Regions from separate parts of the Homo sapiens genome. Here region 2 is linked to region 1. Evidence: read pairs that join two places in POLR2A ChIA-PET (ENCODE). Cell type or tissue: B cell. All regions are shown on one strand. Each heading gives the region's core, and the rest is flanking DNA. Links, peaks and the distances in the headings are about the cores only. Region 1 overlaps TBX21 (T-box transcription factor 21). Region 2 overlaps PNPO (pyridoxamine 5'-phosphate oxidase).

Evidence for each region. Peaks named below come from ENCODE experiments on the same cell type or tissue, not always from the same donor. Only the 100,000 strongest peaks of a DNase experiment are listed, where the experiment ranks them.
Region 2: POLR2A ChIA-PET joins it to region 1 with 10 read pairs; 4 of 35 experiments call an interaction of 5 or more read pairs at or near these places.

Annotation. Positions count from the first base shown.
Region 1 is chr17:47,745,073-47,755,159 of GRCh38, reverse strand. TBX21 (T-box transcription factor 21) reads right to left here. Exons shown (of 6, transcript NM_013351.2): 6 at 9,038-10,087. The coding sequence ends at 9,794. Among named protein-coding and RNA genes, the nearest start is that of TBX21, 17 kb to the right of the region's middle. In B cell, for the core only: no CTCF peak of the experiment used is centred there; no DNase peak of the experiment used is centred there.
Region 2 is chr17:47,944,976-47,952,986 of GRCh38, reverse strand. It overlaps PNPO (pyridoxamine 5'-phosphate oxidase), which reads right to left. Exons shown (of 7, transcript NM_018129.4): 4 at 7,375-7,428; 5 at 6,998-7,126; 6 at 6,594-6,664; 7 at 3,679-6,373. The coding sequence ends at 6,205. PRR15L (proline rich 15 like) reads left to right here. Exons shown (of 2, transcript NM_024320.4): 2 at 1-1,020. The coding sequence ends at 64. Among named protein-coding and RNA genes, the nearest start is that of PNPO, 7.4 kb to the right of the region's middle. RefSeq lists an enhancer at 2,709-2,938. In B cell, for the core only: CTCF peaks have their summits at 3,361, 3,563 (motif pointing left), 5,734 and 5,935 (motif pointing right); DNase peaks (open chromatin) are centred at 2,916, 3,536 and 5,906; H3K4me3 peaks cover 750 bases; H3K27ac peaks cover 913 bases.

The DNA of each region.
Region 1 (10,087 bases), core at 1,704-9,703:
AGGAGGTAATCGGAGACAAAATAGAAGAAAACTTGTCTGAAATTTGGGGGTGTGGGGTAGAGAAAGAAGAAGGCCAATCCATGAAGGCTGAAAAAATGTACCAAGTTCCATTCAAAATTGATGAAGAGTGTTTAGGTTAAAATTTGTATATTTGGGCCGGGCGCGGTGGCTCATGCCTGTAATCCCAGCACTTTGGGAGGCCGAGGCGGGCAGATGACAAGGTCAGGAGTTCGAGACCAGCCTGACCAACATGGTGAAACCCCGTCTCAGCTAAAACTACAAAAATTAGCCGGGCATGGTGGTGCGCACCTGTAATCCCAACTACTCAGGAGGCTGAGGCAGGAGAATCGCTTGAATTCAGGAGGCAGAGGCTGCAGTGAGCCGAGATTGCACCACTGCACTCTAGTCTGGGCGACAGAGCGAGACTCTGTCTCAAAAAAAAAAAATTGTGTATTGGTTACTAAAATGATAATATAGGAATTTTTCAAATGTATGAAACCACAGGAACAAAGAGAACAGCAGAGGAAAAGGAACCAGACAATACATTTCAACAAGTTTTTGGAAACTAGAAAGCAGACGGAGGAGTAGTGCATGATTAAGCAACATGGAGCTATAGCCCACAGTGTCTACAAACAGGATTAACAATGAGTGAACTGATTTAGCCCGAAAGAATGCTTAAGAGGCTCAGAACTTGGCACAGTGGAAGCTGGGATTGAGGCATGGTACTGACAATTGGTGGATTGGCTAAAAGTCTGAAATCAGATGTATCAAGATGCCCATGACTGCTTCCCGCCCTGAGCAACAAAATAACTATTTCACTACCACTACCACCTAGAAGTATAGAGTGTCATTCTAAAGAAAATGAAAGAAAAAGACATGGGACTTGGGGATACCAAAGACAGTGTCTAGGAAGGGTGAGGCAAAGCTGGAAGAAGAAAATGTAAGTGAAAGCTTGCAAAAGAAAAAAATTAGCCCCTCGGTTTCTCTTCTCATATTTCACTCCTACAATATTCTCCAGTCAGCTGGTAAGAAATTTGGAAAAGTCTCTTTAGGAGAACTCATATCTCTACACACTAACATTGTGGGGGCCCCAGCCTAATAAATCAGCTCCCAGTGGTGTGGTAGTAAACCAGCTCTCTGGGAGGAAGTATGCTCTTGCTTGAAGAATTTTTTGGCCAGGAGTTCAAGACCAACCTGACCAACATAGTGAGACTTCATCTCTAAAAAAAAAAAAAAAAAAAAAAAAAATTAAAAATATGAAAAATGTTTTTTAAAAAGGAAGAGAAACTTTCTTTCTTTTTGAGACAGTGTCTCACTCATTCGCCCAGGCTGGAGTGCAATGGTGCAATCTTGGCTCACTGGAACTTCCGCCTCCTGGGTTCAAGCGATTCTCCTGCCTCAGCCTCCTGAGTGACTGGGATTACAGGCATGCATCACCACGCCCGGCTAATTTTTGTACTTTTGTAGAGACAGAGTTTTGCCACGTTGGCCAGGCTGGTCTTGAACTCCTGACCTCAAGTGATCTGCTCGCCTCAGCCTCCCAAAGTGCTGGGATTACAGGCATGAGCCACTGAACCAGCAAGGAAGAGACACTTTCTAAGAATGAAGAACAGCGTTTCTGGGTTGATAGTTCTCATTGGGTGTGCCAGAATAGCAAATGAAAAAGGGCTTCAGACCAAGGTATATAATACAGAATGTTTAAAACACTGGGAAGCAAGAGAGGATCTAAAAACCTACCAAAAAGGATCATGAATCAAAATGGCATCAGACTTCTTAAGAGCAATACTAAAAACTAAGTGACAATGAAAAAAATGCTTTAAAAATTCTGTAAGTAGGGCAGGTGCGATGGTTCATGCCTGTAATCCCAGCACTCTGGGAGGCCAAGGCAGGTGGGTCACTTGAAGCCAGGAGTTCGAGACCAGCCTGGCCAGCATGGTGAAACCGCATCTCTACTAAAAATATAAAAATTAGCCAGGCGTGGTGGCGTACACCTCTAATCCCAGCTACTCCAGTGGCTGAGGCAGGAGAATCACTTGAACCCAGGAGGCAGTGGTTGCAGTGAGCCGAGAGGGCACCATTGCACTCTTGCCTGGGCAACAGAGCGACTGAGACTCCATCTCAGGAAAAAAAAAAATCTGAGAGTACTATCATACTGGTCTTTAAGAAAAAAAATTCTGAGAGAAAGTGATTTCAACCTAGACTTTTATACTGGGTCAAGCTATCACTCACATGTGTAAGTAAAATAAAGACATGTTAAATACTCAGAAGTGTTATTGCCTAAAGACTCCTTGAAGATTTTCTTTAGCAAAATTTAATAAACAAAGAAAGAAGACCACCAAGCAAGGAAGAAGGCAAACCCACTATCATTGAGAATCAGAAGAAACAACAGATTTAGACAACAACCCTATCATCACCCCCTACAAGGACAGCAGATGTTGAAAATACAGAATAGCTAGGTATAGAATGTTTACAAAAACAAATAATGCAATTATAAGGATAAACATGGTTCACACCTGTAATCCCAGCACTTTGGGAAACCAAAGTGGGAAGATCGCTTGAGCCCAGAGTTTAAGACCAACCTAGGCAACATAGCGAGACCCTGTCTCCACACACACACAAAAAATTTCTTTTAATTAGCTAGGTATGGTCGTGCATGCCTGTAGTCCCAGCTACTCAGGAGGTTGAGGTGGGAGGATGGCTTAAGCCCAGGAGGTGGAGGTTGCAGTGAGCCAAGAAAGTGCCACCGCACTCCAGCCTGGGCAACAGAGCCAGACCCTGTCAAAAAAAAAAAAAAAAAAGACACCCATCTGATTGGAGTCCTAAAGGATGAAATTGGAGAGAATAGAAAGAAGCAATATTTAAAGAGATGATGACTGAGAATTTTCAGAGCTCATGAAAATGATGAATGCAAAGATCCATGAAACACAATGTATCCCAAATAGGATAAGGAAAAATAAAATCATGCCTTCTCACATCGTAGTGAATCTTTAGGGCATGAATATAAATAGAAGATCTGGAAAGCAGAGAAAAAACACAGAAGACCTAACAAAGAATGATAATTAGAATAGCAGCAGATCTCACAACAATGAAGCCAGAAGACAGTGGAATTACTCATATAAAATGATAAGAAAAGGCTGGGTGCAGTGGCTCATGCCTGTAATCCCAGCACTTCAGGAGGCCAAGGCGAGCAGATCACTTGAGGTCGGGAGTTCAAGACCAGCCTGGCCAACATGGTGAAACCCCATCTCTACTAAAAATAAAAAAAAAAATAAAAAAAATTAGCCAGACATGGTGGTGGATGCCTGTAATCCCAGCTACTCAGGAGGCTGAGTCAGGAGAATCACTTGAACCTGGGAGGCAGAGGTTGCAGTGAGCCGAGATCGTGCCACTGCACTTCAACCTGGGTGACACAATGAGTACGACTTCACCTCAAAAAAAAAAATAAATAAATAAATAAAATACTATTCACCCAAAATTGTGTATTCAGCAAAACAATCACTCAATACCAATAGGGAAAATGATAACATTTATAAGAAACAAGCCCAGGGGAAGTTTACAAAGAGAACTTCTCTAAAAGAACTTATAAAGGATTTAAAGATATAGGTAAATGATCCCCCAAAAAAGAGAAATGCAAAAAAGGGAAAATGAACAAAAAGAATGGTAACATAAAGGTAAGTCCAGACAAAGCATAGTCTCAATAAAATAATAAAGGAGTCTAATTTTTAGGGGTTAAAAAAAGAAAGAACTGAAATGAGTAAGTTGAGAGGAGAAAAACATGAATGAAAAAAGGTTATTAGAATGGCTACTAAAATGATAATATAAGAGTTATCAATAAGTCAGAAGAAGGAAGTAAGTTTTTATTAGTAAGTCAGAAGGAGGAACAGTAAGTCAGAAGGAGGAAGATCAGAATTAAAGTGATCTAAAATTATCTTACTGACGAGAAGGGAGGATAAAACATCATTCATTATTAAATATACTTATTAAAATGTATAGATAAGCCACTAAAATAAATAAATTATAGAAATGCAAACAAGTAAAAGGAAAAAAAAGTGTAATAAATAGGGGAAAACTGAGCTGAGCATGGCAGCTCACTCTTCTAATCCCAGTGCTTTGGGAGGCCAATGCAGGAGGATCACTTGAAGCCAAGAGTTCAAGAGCAGCCTGGACAATATAACTAGGCCCTGTTTCTACAAAAAAAAAAAAAAAAAAAAAAATTTTAATTAGCTAGGCTTCATAATGTGCACATCTGTAGTCCTAGCTATTTGGGAGGCTGAGGCAGAAGCATCACTTGAACCCAGAAGTTCAATGCTGCAGTGAGCTATGATCACACCATTGTACTCCAACCTGAGTGACGGAGTGAGACCCCATCAGAGGTGGGGTCAAAAAATAGTGAAAGAAACCATCCCCCAAAAGACAAAAAACCAGCACTTGAGGTTATGACCAGTCGAATAAGATAAGGAAAATAAATTAGAAGCATAATGATTAGAAACAAGGAAATAAAACTCTCATTTTTTTTACTCTCTTTTTTTTTTTTTTTGAGACAGAGTCTCGCTCTGTCACCCAGGCTGTAGTGCAGCGGTGCGATCTTGGCTCACTGCAAGCTCCGCCTCCCGGGTTCATGCCATTCTCCTGCCTCAGCCTCCTGAGTAGCTGGGACTACAGGCGCCCGCCGTCATGCCCGGCTAAAACTCTCATTTTTTCAAATAATATGATTGGCCACAGAGATAGCTCTAAAGAAGTTATAGGAAATTCCCCCAAAATAATAAAAGACTTTAGCAACATGGCTGGATCTCATGATCAATATACAAAAATCAATTGTAATTCTGCAAACTAGTAACAAACAGCTAGGAAACATATATTTTAAAATATGCCTTTTACAGAGAAAAAAAGAAATACCCAAGAATAAATTTAACAAAAGATATAAAAGTCCTACACCTACAAATTGGAAAACTTTGCTAAAGAACCTTAAAGATGACCTAAATAAATGAAGAAATATCCCATGTTCATGCATAGAAAGACAATATCACAAAGTTATCTCTTCTCTCAAATCGAACAATAGATTTAGTCCAACCTCAATAAAAATCTCAGTCTGGTTGTTATGAAAATTTCCAAGTTATTATATATATCATATAGAAGGGCAAAGAGCTAGGCATAGTCAAAGCACTTCAGAAGAAGAAACTTTAAAAAGAGGACGTTGCTCTACCAGAAGTAGTATGTGAGACTACTACCATGGGCAAAAGAAAGACTATTCAACAAAAACAAACAGGAAAAATTGGAAAACGAAAACAAAAATGAATCCTTCACACCAAACACTAAAAGGAATTAAATGTCAAATGCAAAACTTCAAATCCTATGGAAAAAAAAATACAGATGAATATCTTTCTAACCCTCAAGCAGAAAAAGTTTTCTTAAATGAGACAAGGAAAAGTACTAACTATAAAATGTTGGCCAGGTGTGGTGGCTCATGCCACCCCAACACTTTGGGAGGTCAAGGCGAGAGGGTCACTTGAGGTCAGGAGTTCAAGATGAGCTTGGGTGACATAGCGAGACCTCATCGCTACAGAAAAAATTTAAATTAGCCATGCATGGTGGCATATGCCTGTAGTCCTAACTACTGGGGAGGCTGAGTGGAAGGATCACTTGAGGCCAGGAGTTTGCAGCTGCAGTGAGCTATAATGACACCACTGCATTCTAGCCTGGGTGACAGAACAAGACCCTGTCTCTTAAAAAAAAAAAAAAAAAGTAAAATTGTTAAATTTAGCTACATTAAAACTACAAATTTTTGTTCATCAGAAAACCACTTTAAAGAAAATGAAAAGAGGAACAATAATCTAGAGGAAGATAATTGCAATATAAATAACCAAATAATGGTTGATATCAAGTCAAGAATATATAAAGAACCAGAACCAATGAGAAAAAGACAAATACTCTAATAGCAATATGAGCGAAAGATATGAACAAATCATTTTACAAACCTATGATTAGAAAACATATGAAGAAAGGCTCAACCTTACTACTGCTGAAAGAAAGAAAGAAACTCAACATGTTCTCTTGTACATTACTGGTGAGAGTGTAAATTGGTAAAGTAATTTGGCATTCTCTTGTTAAATTGTACATTCACATACCCTACCCATTTCTAGATACAGACTTGACTTGAGAAATTTTAGCACTTGTGTGCCTGAAGACACATTAAAAATATTTTAAAAACTGTTCATAATAACAAAAATGTGTAAATTGTCAACAGGAAAATAGATAAGTAAATTATAGCAAACATACACATAGTGGAATATCATAAAATAGTGAAAAATGAATGAAATACATAGCTACCTGCCACAAATGGATGAATCTTAAAAACAGTGTTGAGTCAAAAATCAAAACATATATGTGTGTATGTATACATACACACACACACATATATATTATTTTATAAAGTTAAAAACAAGTAAAACTACATAGCATAGTAGTTAGACTTACATAAAGTGTTAACACTTAATTTTAAGAAGCAAGAAAGGGGCTGGATGCAATGGCTCATGACTGTAATCTCAGCACTTTGGAAGGCCAAGGTGGGAGGATCTCTTGAGCCCAAGAGTTCAAGACCAGCCTGGGCAACATAGCAAGACCCTATCTCTACAAAAATAAAAATAAAAAATATAACAAATAAAAGGCAAGAAAAGCAAAACACAAAATTAAAGATACTGGTTATCTATGAGGGAAAGGCAGGAGATTAGATGGAGGAAATATAGTTGTGATATTATTGGTGTTTAAATCTTGAAGAAATATCTTGAGTTGTGTGGTATTTAGGTTATATATATTATAGATATATGTGGTATGTGTATATATACACAGTATATACAGTAAAAGGTACATCTAATAGTGAAGAAATAATAGTAATGAACCTTTATGAGTCAAATAACACCACATCAAAACATGCAGTCAGACTTCTAGAAAAGATGGTAAAGTATGGCTTGATCACAAGTCACTTAACTTCATATCTAATGAAGGGAGCAAAAATCATTTTTAAATGGTGAGCGAAAAGAGTATTATAATTATCAACCACAGTTCCTCCAAGAAAGGAAATAGACCCAACCCATTAACTTTAGAAAGTGACAGCCACGGGGTAGGAGTAGGGGGACAAATAATCTGAACTCACAGAGCACAATGTGGCAGATCTCCTGTCATTTACAAAATTATGAGATTCCAAATTCAAAGGAAAGGGAGCCAAGTATGCCACCGTATTTTTTCCTTCTAACTAGAAGGTGCCTCTGAGTAGAGAGCAAAAAAGGATGGGATGTGAACTGTGACCAAAAAAAAAAAAAAAAAAAAAACAGGTTTTCCAGACCTTAAACAGAACTGGGAGAACTACCCAAAGCCCATGATGATGTTTCCCCATTAGAATGGGGTGCACCCTGGACTGTGGTGGGGCAACATAGTAACTCTAACTTCTTAATGTTTCCTATAAGCACCTGTCTTAGCCTGAGAGTGTTCTTTTAGAAACTATTTCTTGCCTGGGCACGGTGGCTCACGCCTATAATCCTAGCACTTTGGGAGGCCGAGGCAGACAGATCACGAGGTCAAGAGATCGAGACCATCCTGGCTAATATGGTGAAAACCCCGTCTCTACCAAAAACACAAAAAAAGCCGGGCGTGGTGGCACACGCCTGTAGTCTCAGCTACTCGGGAGGCTGAGGCAGGAGAACTGCTTGAACCCAGGAGGTGGAGGTTGCAGTGAGCTGAGATCGTGCCACTGCACTCCAGCCTGGGCAACAGAGCGAGACTCTGTCTCAAAAAAAAAAAAAACCAAGAAAATATTTCTTGTAGTGAAGAAAAATTTATCTTAAGTTTAGCAACTCCCTTCATTTCACTTGAGAGTTTGAGAGGTTTTGCTTGTCTTGATGTGTGTGTGTGTGTGTGTGTGTGTGTGTGTGACTAAATTCTATAAGCTAAAATTTAACCATTTTCATTAAGAAAAAGCCTTTTCAGTATGGTTCCAATTTATAAAACTATTTCTGTCTAACCCACCTAATGTTAATGATAATTCTTGATGGGTAAGATTTGAGATAATTTATTGTTGTCTTTATACTTTTCTTCCTTGCTTGAATTATTTAAAAGAAGCATGTATAGGCTGAGTGTGGTGACGCACGCCTGTAATCCCAGCACTTTGGGAAGCCAAGGTGGGTAGATCACCTGACGTCAGGAGTTCGAGACCAGCCTGGCCAATATGGCGAAACACCGTCTCTACTAAAAATACAAAAATTAGCCAGGCATGGTGGTGCACATCTGTAATCCCAGCTACTCAGGAGGGTGAGGCAGGAGAATCACTTGAACCTGGGAGGCGAAGGTTTCAGTGAGCTGAGATCGCACCATTGCATTCCAGCCTGGGCAACAAGAGCAAAACTCTGTCTCAAAAAAAAAAAAAAAAAGTATGTATTATTTTACAAACACAATTCAGTGTGTATAAAAAGACAGACAGAAACAGCTAGAAACTGTTGGTAACAGTAGCTTACACAGTGAGTGCTTACTGTTTGTCAGGCAATGTTCTTAAACCCTTTACATGTATTAGCTTGAGTCACATAAAATTGCTAATATTTGGCTTTTCGACCTACAAAAATGGTAATTTCACATGGCTCATTTTATATTTATTTCTTTAATCCTTGAATAACCCTAGAGATAAAGGTGGAGGGCTGCTAGAAATGCAAAGAAAAATCAAGTGCCACCGCCTCACAGCGCCCTGCACCCCCGCTCCCAGTCCAGCCCTTGGCCTTGCCCTCACACCCCTCCTTTCAATGTCAGGGTGCACACAGGGCAAGGGATTCTTCTCTGTCCGTCCCAAGATGCCTTAAGAGGTAGCATCAACCAACCCCCTGAGTGCTGAAGGTAGGACATGTGGCCTTGCTGTAACTCAGCTGGAGTCATTTCAGGGTCTTAGCAGGTTCCCCATAAATGAAAGCTGACAGAACACCTTGGGTACACCAGCTTGGGTACAACCCCAACTGAGTCCCCATCCATGTCCCCCCATGCTGGCACTGAGGCAGGCACATTCAACAGTTTTATGTTTATTTTCAGAAAGTGATGAAGACAAAAGGAATATATCCAGACACCACTCTCAGTACAATAAATAGCCTCCCCCATTCAAAAAAAATAAAAAGAAAGAAAAAGAAAAAACACACACCCACACACAACCACCACAAACAATATCTTGCTTCTTGAGATGTGGGCCATTCCCCCCTTTCCAGCCCCTTTTCTCTGATCCCCACTGTGTTTGAGCAGGGGGAGCCCAGGCCAGCTGTCCAAAGTCAGGTGAGTCCTTTCCCTGACCCTGGCGGGCTGATGGTTATAACATACGTGTATTTGTTCTTTTTGGATCAGGGATTAACACACATGCCAACGAAAAGGTTGAAAGTTACTGTACAAAGGAAGAAAGTGGAGTCTCCTGCTCCCATGTCCCACACCTGACCCCTCCCACCCACTAGATGCAAAAAGCTCCTTCATGCCCAAGACTTTCTTGTCTTCTTTTCTCCAGCTGGAAACCAAAAGCAAGACGCAGCACCAGGTAAACGACTGTAGTTAGGGCAGAGGATGGGGCAAGGGGACACCCCTCTCAGGTTTCATCGTGGGCCAGGAAGCATCTGGTGAACCCCAAAATCCTTCTTGAGCCCCACTTCCCCAACCAACTACTAAACAGAGAAGGGCCAGAGGGAGCGGGGGCCTTCTCAGTCCTTCATCCGTTTCCCAAATTAGTCGGTGTCCTCCAACCTAATAACACTGTTTCTGTTCCTTTCATCATGTCATCTGCTCAGTTGGGAAAATAGTTATAAAACTGTCCTTCAGCTTCCTTATCAAAAGGAGAAGGGGCCCCAGCAGGGGAGGAGCTGTCACCACTGGAAGGATAGGGGGACACGCGCCTCCTCTTAGAGTCTCCTTCGCCCAGTCCTGAATCACTGGATTCCGGCCGGATGGGGGCAATCTCAGTCCACACCAAGGGGGGACCCTGGTCCTCTGGTCCCCGTCCCTCTGAGCCTCCAGGGCCGGGTTCCATGGGCAGAGTCCGCATAGGGCGGAACCAGCTGGCCGGGCCCATCTTGGGAGG
Region 2 (8,011 bases), core at 12-8,011, 200 kb before region 1:
AGCCACGCTGGCAGAGAACCCTAACCTCTTTGATGATCACGAGGAAGGACGGTCATCAAAGTGAAGGGCTGAGGAGGGTGCTAGCACCTCTTGGCTCCCTGCCATCAGCCAGATCTGAGACAGGACCTTGCCACGCTGGCCTCTTTGGCCATAGCTGAAGCTGTGGGGCCAGTTGATACCTGCTGGCAGGAAATGGCTGTTTTTTAGGTTTGTATTTATGTGCCGCCACTTTTGTAAGGCCTGGGAGATCCCAGGGTCCTCCACCCTCCCCCTGACCACATACAAAGGCACTCTAGTTCAAGAGTGAAAAGTCTCACCCAGGAGGAACAGCCCTCCTTGAAGCAATGGCAGGGCCAGCAGGGAGGTGGGCATGGCAGGGAATGGAGAGAGTGAGCCAGACAGACTTCACCTCCTTACTGGACACAGGGTCAAGGGCGAGTTTCAATTGCTGCTCCCTTTACTTTCTCTACCTGTGACTACTCCCTGGACCAATCCTGAGGAGGGCACATTTTCCAGAAGCCACGTGATAGGGGCTGGTTTCTGTGGAGCCAGAGGCAGAGACACTGAACTTGAGCTCACCTCCTAACACCGGCAGTAAACTTCCTGGAACTTTGCCCTCAGGTGCGGAGGGGACAGAGGACCCTGGCACTCTGTTAGGGTGCTGTAGAAGACTAGATTGATGGTAGTTTGGCCTGTTAGTTCCTGTTTTGGCCATGACTTTTGCAGATGGCAAGTCACACACCCTCAAAGGGAAGCTACACGGGCCAAATCGGGGGAGTGGGTGGGGAATTTTCTCCTCTCCCTTTCCTACTATAATAGTATTTAAGACATATCAGCTCCAGAGATGAGTCCTGGAGCCTTGAATTTTGTTTAACAAAATAATTGTAGGTTTCTCTCTGTAATAACAACGCTGGAAAGGCAGAGAACCTCTTTTATGCTCATGTCTTGCATTTATTGAGATGACTGTTTCTCATGCCTTTATGTTCCTTCATGTAAGTAAAGTGGACCTTTGTGCTCAAACTGTTCCTTTCAAGCTTCAGGAAGGGTTCCCAGGTGTGACAATGTAGGAACTGGGTCACTAATTTTTACCATCAAACTAGCCTTAGTATGGGGATGGGGCAGCAGAAGGAGCTAGTTACACCTCAGTGGTCAGTTCTCTCCAGTCAACAGAGAGCCCGTCAGGTGCTCTAAGAGAGTAGGGCAGACCTTTGGTGATTGACCCCAAAGTTTCAGTGGTTTGGTTTGGGATTAAGATTCAAACTCGGGCTCTACCCCTTAGTAGCTGGGTGACCTTGGGAACATTTGCTTGTACTCTGAGCCTCAGTTTCCTCTTCTGTAAAAGGGGGCTGAAATAATACCTATCTCATAGGGAGTGGTCAGTATTAAGTGGCCTATGAGAGGTCCCATAGTAAGTGCTCAGTTTAATACTGGTTTCCTTCCCCCTTCCTTTATAAGGAACTCCACCATACCCCACAGCTTTGGTTTAAGAAAAAGGAGAAGGTGGGTATAGTGGCTCAGGCCTGTAATCCTAGCACTTTGGGGGCTGAGGTGGGAGGACTGCTTGAGCCCAGGAGTTTGAGACCAGCCTAGGCAACATAGAGAGACCCCATGTCTAAAAAAAAACCAACCAACAAACAAAAAGTAGCTGACTGTGGTGGCACATGCCTGTAGTCCTATCTACTTGGGAGGCTGAGGTGGGAGGGTTGCTTGAGTCCAGGAGTTCAAGACGACAGTGAGCCATGATTGTGGCACTGCACTACCACCTGGGTGACAGAACTAGGTCTTATCTCTAGGGGAAAAAAAAAATTAATAAATAAGAGATGCTTGGCACGGTGGCTCATGCCTGTAATCCCAGCACTTTGGGAGGCTGAGGCAGGCAGATCACCTGAGGTTGGGAGTTCAAGACCAGCCTGGCCAACATGGAGAAACCCCGTCTCTACTAAAAATACAAAATTAGCCAAGTGTGGTGGCACATACCTGTAATCCCAGCTACTTGGAAGGCTGAGGCAGGAGAATTGCTTGAACCCAGGAGGCCGAGGTTGCGGTGAGCCGAGATAGCTCTATTGCACTCCAGCCTGGGCAACAAGAGCAAAACTCCGTCTCAAAAATAAATAAATAAATAAATAAGAAAGAGGAGAGAAAGCTGTCACTTTATGAGGTTAGGTCCAGCTCTTTCTCAAGCCATAAGAGCTGGGAACTAAAAAAATGTTGGCCAAATCTCTGGAGCTCGTGGTAGAAATACAGGGAGAGACCAAGGTGGCCACTAAACAATGTGGTCCTGCGGCTTCCAGGTCAGCTCCTGGCAGGCTGCTGGGCCACCCCACCCCAGGAGCTGTTGCTCAGGGAATTTATTAGTGAAACAAACAGACCTATACAAGGGAGGCTTTGTTAGGTGCCTCGTCCCAGCCAGGGGGACCTCAAATGATGAGTAAGGGAGACCAGGAGCTGGAGGGATGGAAGTCAGGCTCAGGGGTGCTGCCTTACCCAAAGCCTCTTTCCCCTACCCCGTCCCACTACACAGAACTTTCTAGGGTCTCACCAATTACTCAATCCATGAGGCCTCCACAGAGGATCTCAGACTTTCCCTACACCGCAGCCCTGCCCAGTGTTAATAGCTAACATTTATAGGGTGCTTAAGGCAGGCAGCCCCTAGAACAAGTCCTCCCTAAGGTTGTTCATTTAATCCTATCATCACCTGAGACAGGTGCTGTCATTATCCCCATTTTTCAGACAAGTTGGCTGAGGCTTAGAGGTTAAATCACTCACCCTGGGGGCCAGGCGCTGGCATTGGTACAGCTGGGACTGAAGCCAGAGCCAGCTTGTACATGTGACCACTGTCCCACACAGCCACCTTCCACTCTTGATTCTCATCTGCTACAGGGACAGGAAACTGAAGCTCAGAACAAAGAAAAGCACAGACACCTTCTGCAGAAGGGGAAGTTGGGAGGGGAGGGAGCAACGTCTGGGTCTTAGGATCCTGGGAGGTGAGCATCACTCGAGGGGGCTGGACAAACTCTGGAAGCAGATGGATAAAGCCAACCAGCTTTGAAGCTGAGTGTCCCCTAAGACCCTAGACTACAGGTATCTCCCACATCCGCCCATTCTCGGTTTCCCTGAGGTGGGGGATAAGGATGGCCCCTGGGCCACCAACCTAAGGTTCTAGATAATACTGGCACTGTACTGCCAACTCCTCCAGTATCACCATTACCCCTCTGGGTGAGAGTATCCACAGCCCCTCTGCCCCTTGCATACTGACCCCGGCTCCATCTTCTAGGTAAAGTCCACATATGTTTCTAAGCTGGGTGGCCAGATGGATGTGGGGTAGGTACTAGAAGCCAAAGGGAGATCTGGATGCCCAGGGAAGCAGAGCGAGGCAGCTGCAAGTTTTCATGAGAACAGGGGAAGAGGAGGAACCGAGAGCGCAAATATGTGCGGCAACCGGGAGAGGCTACGGGTTATCGACCACAGTTTCACTGGGACGCGGCCCAAGCCGATGAAGGGGGAGGCCGGCTAGAAGTTGCTTTCACTGCCCGGAAGGGGCCGACCTTGGGCGGCGGGCTCCCCCTACTGGACGTACTGCCTACAAGGTGCAGAGAAGTGAGGGGACAGGAAAGTTGCTTAAATTCCCCAAGTCCCCTCCTTGGGGGTTGAGGGAGACCAGGCCGGGTTGAACATCAATAAAGTGCACGGCTGATAGGCTTTTATTACAGACTGGGGGCGGTAACGGCTGGACAGAGAACGGAAAAGGAACATCTGAGACCAGGCTCAAAGCTAGGGGGTTACACAACCTCCAATAACACAAGGTGAGTGCAGCACTTCTAGACACACACACAGACACACATCACTTACTCATAAACGGCACAGCCTACGGTACAAGAAAAAGGGCAAGGTAGGTAAGGGCACCCAACACCCTCCTGCCTGCAGGGGGCCACAGGGTTAATGTGCCTTCCTGCACGCAGGCTTAAGAGGGATAAACAAGGAGAGGGCTGCCCTTGGAGAAGGCCTGCGGATAATAGTGACTGAGGCACAGGTCCATGCAGGGGAAGGAAGCACAGTTCACAGAGTGGCAAGCTCAGTGCCAGCCAGTGCAAGCAACAGGCAGTTCTTTGATCCTGGCTTAGTCACAGCAAACATTTACCCAGCCTGGCTCTTCTCCATAGCCAGCAGGTTGCTTGCTCATCCAGTCTGTCCCTGGTTAGCGGGCATGTGCTCAAGGAGAACAAACACAGTTCAGCACAGGACTCAGCTGAGGGTCACTAAAGGATCATAGACTGTGAGGGTGGGAGGTCTTGGTTTAGAGGTTGAGTCTAGTGCAGCTGATCACCTGGGGTCTAGTGAAAATGCAGGGTCAGATTCAGTGGGTCTGGGGTCTGAATCTCTAAGGCGCTGCCAAGTGATGCTGATGCTCCTGGCTTGTGGACCACCCTGTGTATAGCAAAGCTCTAGACTAGGAGGTCTCAACCTTGGCTGCACAGAATTATCTGGGGAGTTTTTAAATTTCCCAGTGCCCAGGCTGCATTCATATCATAGTAGAGACAGGGTTTTGCCATGCTGGCCAGGCTGGTTCAATCATCTCTGAGGGTGGGACCCAGGCATCAGGGTTTTTTAAGCTCCCCAGGTAATTCCAGTGTGGGGGAAAAACCAATGAACTAGGAATTATCAGCAGAGGTGGGGAGTAAGAAAAGCAGATACGTGAGTAGTCTGAAAAACATAATCTCTATAATCATTTAATTTTTCTTTTTGGAAAATGTATGTATACATACACACAGTTTCCATAAAAAAACATAGATAGTAAAGCTGATTAAAATCTTCCTGTCCTATTGGTACCAGCACATGAAGCCCTTCTACAAAATTCCTGACGGACTGGGAATAAAAATTCCTAGTGACAGCCCACTCCTTCTCAGGCAGGTGTGATTGTTTGAAATCTCTCCCAATATTGAGATGAAACCTGCTTCCCTGTAACTTCCCTGTAATTCTGTGGGTCCCTTGTAGCCACAGAGAAGGCAGCAATCAGTAGGGGAAGTGCTATAAAAATATACTATCCCGGCCAAGCGTGGTGGCTCATGTCTGTAATCCCAGCACTTTGGGAGGCCAAGGCGGGCAGATCACTTTAGGTCAGGAGTTGGAGACCAGCCTGGCCAACATAATGAAACCCCGTCTCGCTGGGTGTGGTGGCTCATGCCTGTAATCCCAGCACTTTGGGAGGCTGAGGTGGGTGGATCACAAGGTCAAGAGATGGAGACAATCCTGGCCAACATGGTGAAACCCCATCTCTACTAAAAATACAAAAATTAGTTGGGTGTGGTGGCGTGTGCCTGTAGTCCCAGCTACTTGGGAGGCTGAGGCAGGAGAATTGCTTGAACCTGGGAGGCAGAGGTTGCAGTGAGCCAAGATCACACCACTGCACTCCAGCCTGGGTGACAGAGTGAGACTCCATCTCAAAAAAAAAAAAGAAAAGAAAAAAGAAAAAAAGAAAAAAAAAAGTCCTATCCGTAAATGAGTTAGTTAAGTTGTAATCAACAGAAATAGATTCTAGCTAGATTAAGTAAAAAAAAAAAAAAGAGAGAGAGAGACTTTACAGAGATAGTGGGGTGTTTTAAGGCAGGGGGAGGAACTGCACAGCCCAGACCTGGGAGGGAGGGATCCAGGGAAGGAGAGATCCTGGGAATTGCAATAGCAGCAGGCAGAGGCTTTTGGTTCCTATTGTTTCCTGGCTGCTATGAATGACTTGGCTTTAATGACTCCCAAGGTTCTGGATCTCTCCAGTTCAAATTTCAAATTATTGACAAAACAATCTGATTGGCCAGGTTGGCTCAGGTGCATATGCTAGGACTAAGCTTTGGCCAGTATGACTCACATGGTAACAGACAGGGCTGCTGGGGCCCTGTCTGTCACCAGAAAGGGAGTCACACCGGCTGCTACCCCTAGAGGGAGCTATCCTAATCAATCATAGGCAAGGTCAAAAAAATAATTATGGAATTATTTTCCATTTGTGATTCTCTACGCCACCATTACACTCCACTTGACCAGCTAACTGAGAACCAACTGAGTACAGAGAACTTAGAGGATTAGCTCTGAAGAGTCCTGAAGATAAGGGGTAGGGAGGGAAATGGGTTGAGTTTAGAAAGAAGGGCCTGGGTCCCAATCCCACACCCTCTCTTGACACCTAGCCCTAGCTCCACTCTGGGCCAGCAGGTCCCAGAGTTAAGGTGCAAGTCTCTCATAGAGCCAGTCTTCCTCCCCGCGGTGGGTCATGGGCCCCAAAGGGGAATCTCCTGTGGGTAGGCCCCGCCGAAAGACTATCCGGTCATGCAGGCGGTTGGTTTGACCTTGCCAGAACTCCATCACCTGAGGGTACAGGACATAGCCACCCCTATAAGGAGAAGCAGAGGTTTCAGTGCTCTGTGGAGTTTTCTAGCCAGGTCACTCTCCCACCCTCACCCCTCATCCCAGGGCCTCTTGAAGGAAGTTGCTGGGATGCATCTGACAAGGGTGGCCAGGGAGGAGGAGATCTGTGATTCCCCAGGCAGGTGGCTTCAAGTAAACACAGGGGCCTGGTGTCCCTTTCTAGAGGACTACCAGATGTCACTCACCAGGATTTTGGCTTGGGCACCTCTTGATCCTGGTAGAGCTGTTCCAGTTCCTCATTTTTCTTTCTCAGATACTGTCCAGGGGGAAGAGTTAGAAGAAGGGCCAGGCCCAGTCAATGATTCATTAACAAGGACTTCCTGGGGATATGTGCTGGGGACATGGGTGAGCAGAGCAGACTGGCCTCTGTCCTCCAGGAGCAGTCAACAGGATGGCCAGATGGACAGAGGAGGCCTATTTCCCCTCTCCCTACCCCCACTTTCCCTTCTCACTGTCCTTTTCACTGTTTTCACTGGGCTGGAGAGAGAGGACATCTCCTGGGGACATCTCCTGGCATCTCCTGGGGACAGCTTCTGGGGATAAGCCAAAGCCTCCACCACCTGGAGGACTACAGCGGAGCTCCACTCACCTCCCGATCAGGGATCACAGAACTCTGGTGGCTGACCACAGCCCCAATCTGGCTGCTCTTGGGGCGGGAGTGGAAGTAGCACTCAGCCTCCTCCTCAGGCAGTTTCTTCACAGGGCCTTCCACACGCACCTGCTCAGGGATGGCTCTGGGTGAATGGCATTAAATGCCACCTGCCCTCCCTACCAGCACAGGCCCCGTTCCTCTCTGTTCGATCGGCTGCCCCACCACTCTTGGCTCCAACTAACTGAGGGCTATTTTAGAGGCAGAGTGCCCAGCTGGGATGTTTGCCCAGTCTGGGGACCTTCGCTAGACGTAGCCATAAACTCAGGCCCTGCCAACCCAGCCCATCCCAGGCTGTCCTGGGAAAATTCACTCACCTGACGGTTAAGTGGCTCCCAGTAGAAGACAAGGGAAGCAAAGGGATTAGAGTCCTAGAAGTAAAAGAGAATCCACAGCCAGCCATCAGGACAGGGAGAGGAGGCCTCCGGCATGCAGGGAAAAGGCAGGAGAGCTGTAGTGCGCAGGCCCACAGCAGATGCACCCACCGTAAGAGCTCATTTAAACCCTCAAAAGTAGGCCTATTGTCACAGACACAGAGACAGGCTAAGTCACGTGCCCAAGTTCCTGCAGGAAGTGGTGGAGCTAAGTTTAAGCCAGTCGGACTCCAAAGTGAGACTGGGTGATTTCTCTCACCCACAGATTTGTGAGTCTTGAGAAATGCATGCTTGGCTGGCATGGACTCAGGGAGGTTTACTCATTTTGGATTCATTCATTGAATGCACGCGAAGTGCCCACTCTGGGTCTGACAACAGGAGACGTGCGGGGGATACAGCAGAGATAAAACAGAGCAGCCTCCACTCCTACAGAGCTTACTGTTGAGCAGAGGAGACAAATATCAGTTACATAATCACCCAAACAAATGCTCAGTTACAAACTGAAGAAGAAGACAAAAAAGAAAGTTGCAAGTTATAATGGCAGCAAACAGCATGAGGGGCTGAGTCTGAGTGAGAGTCA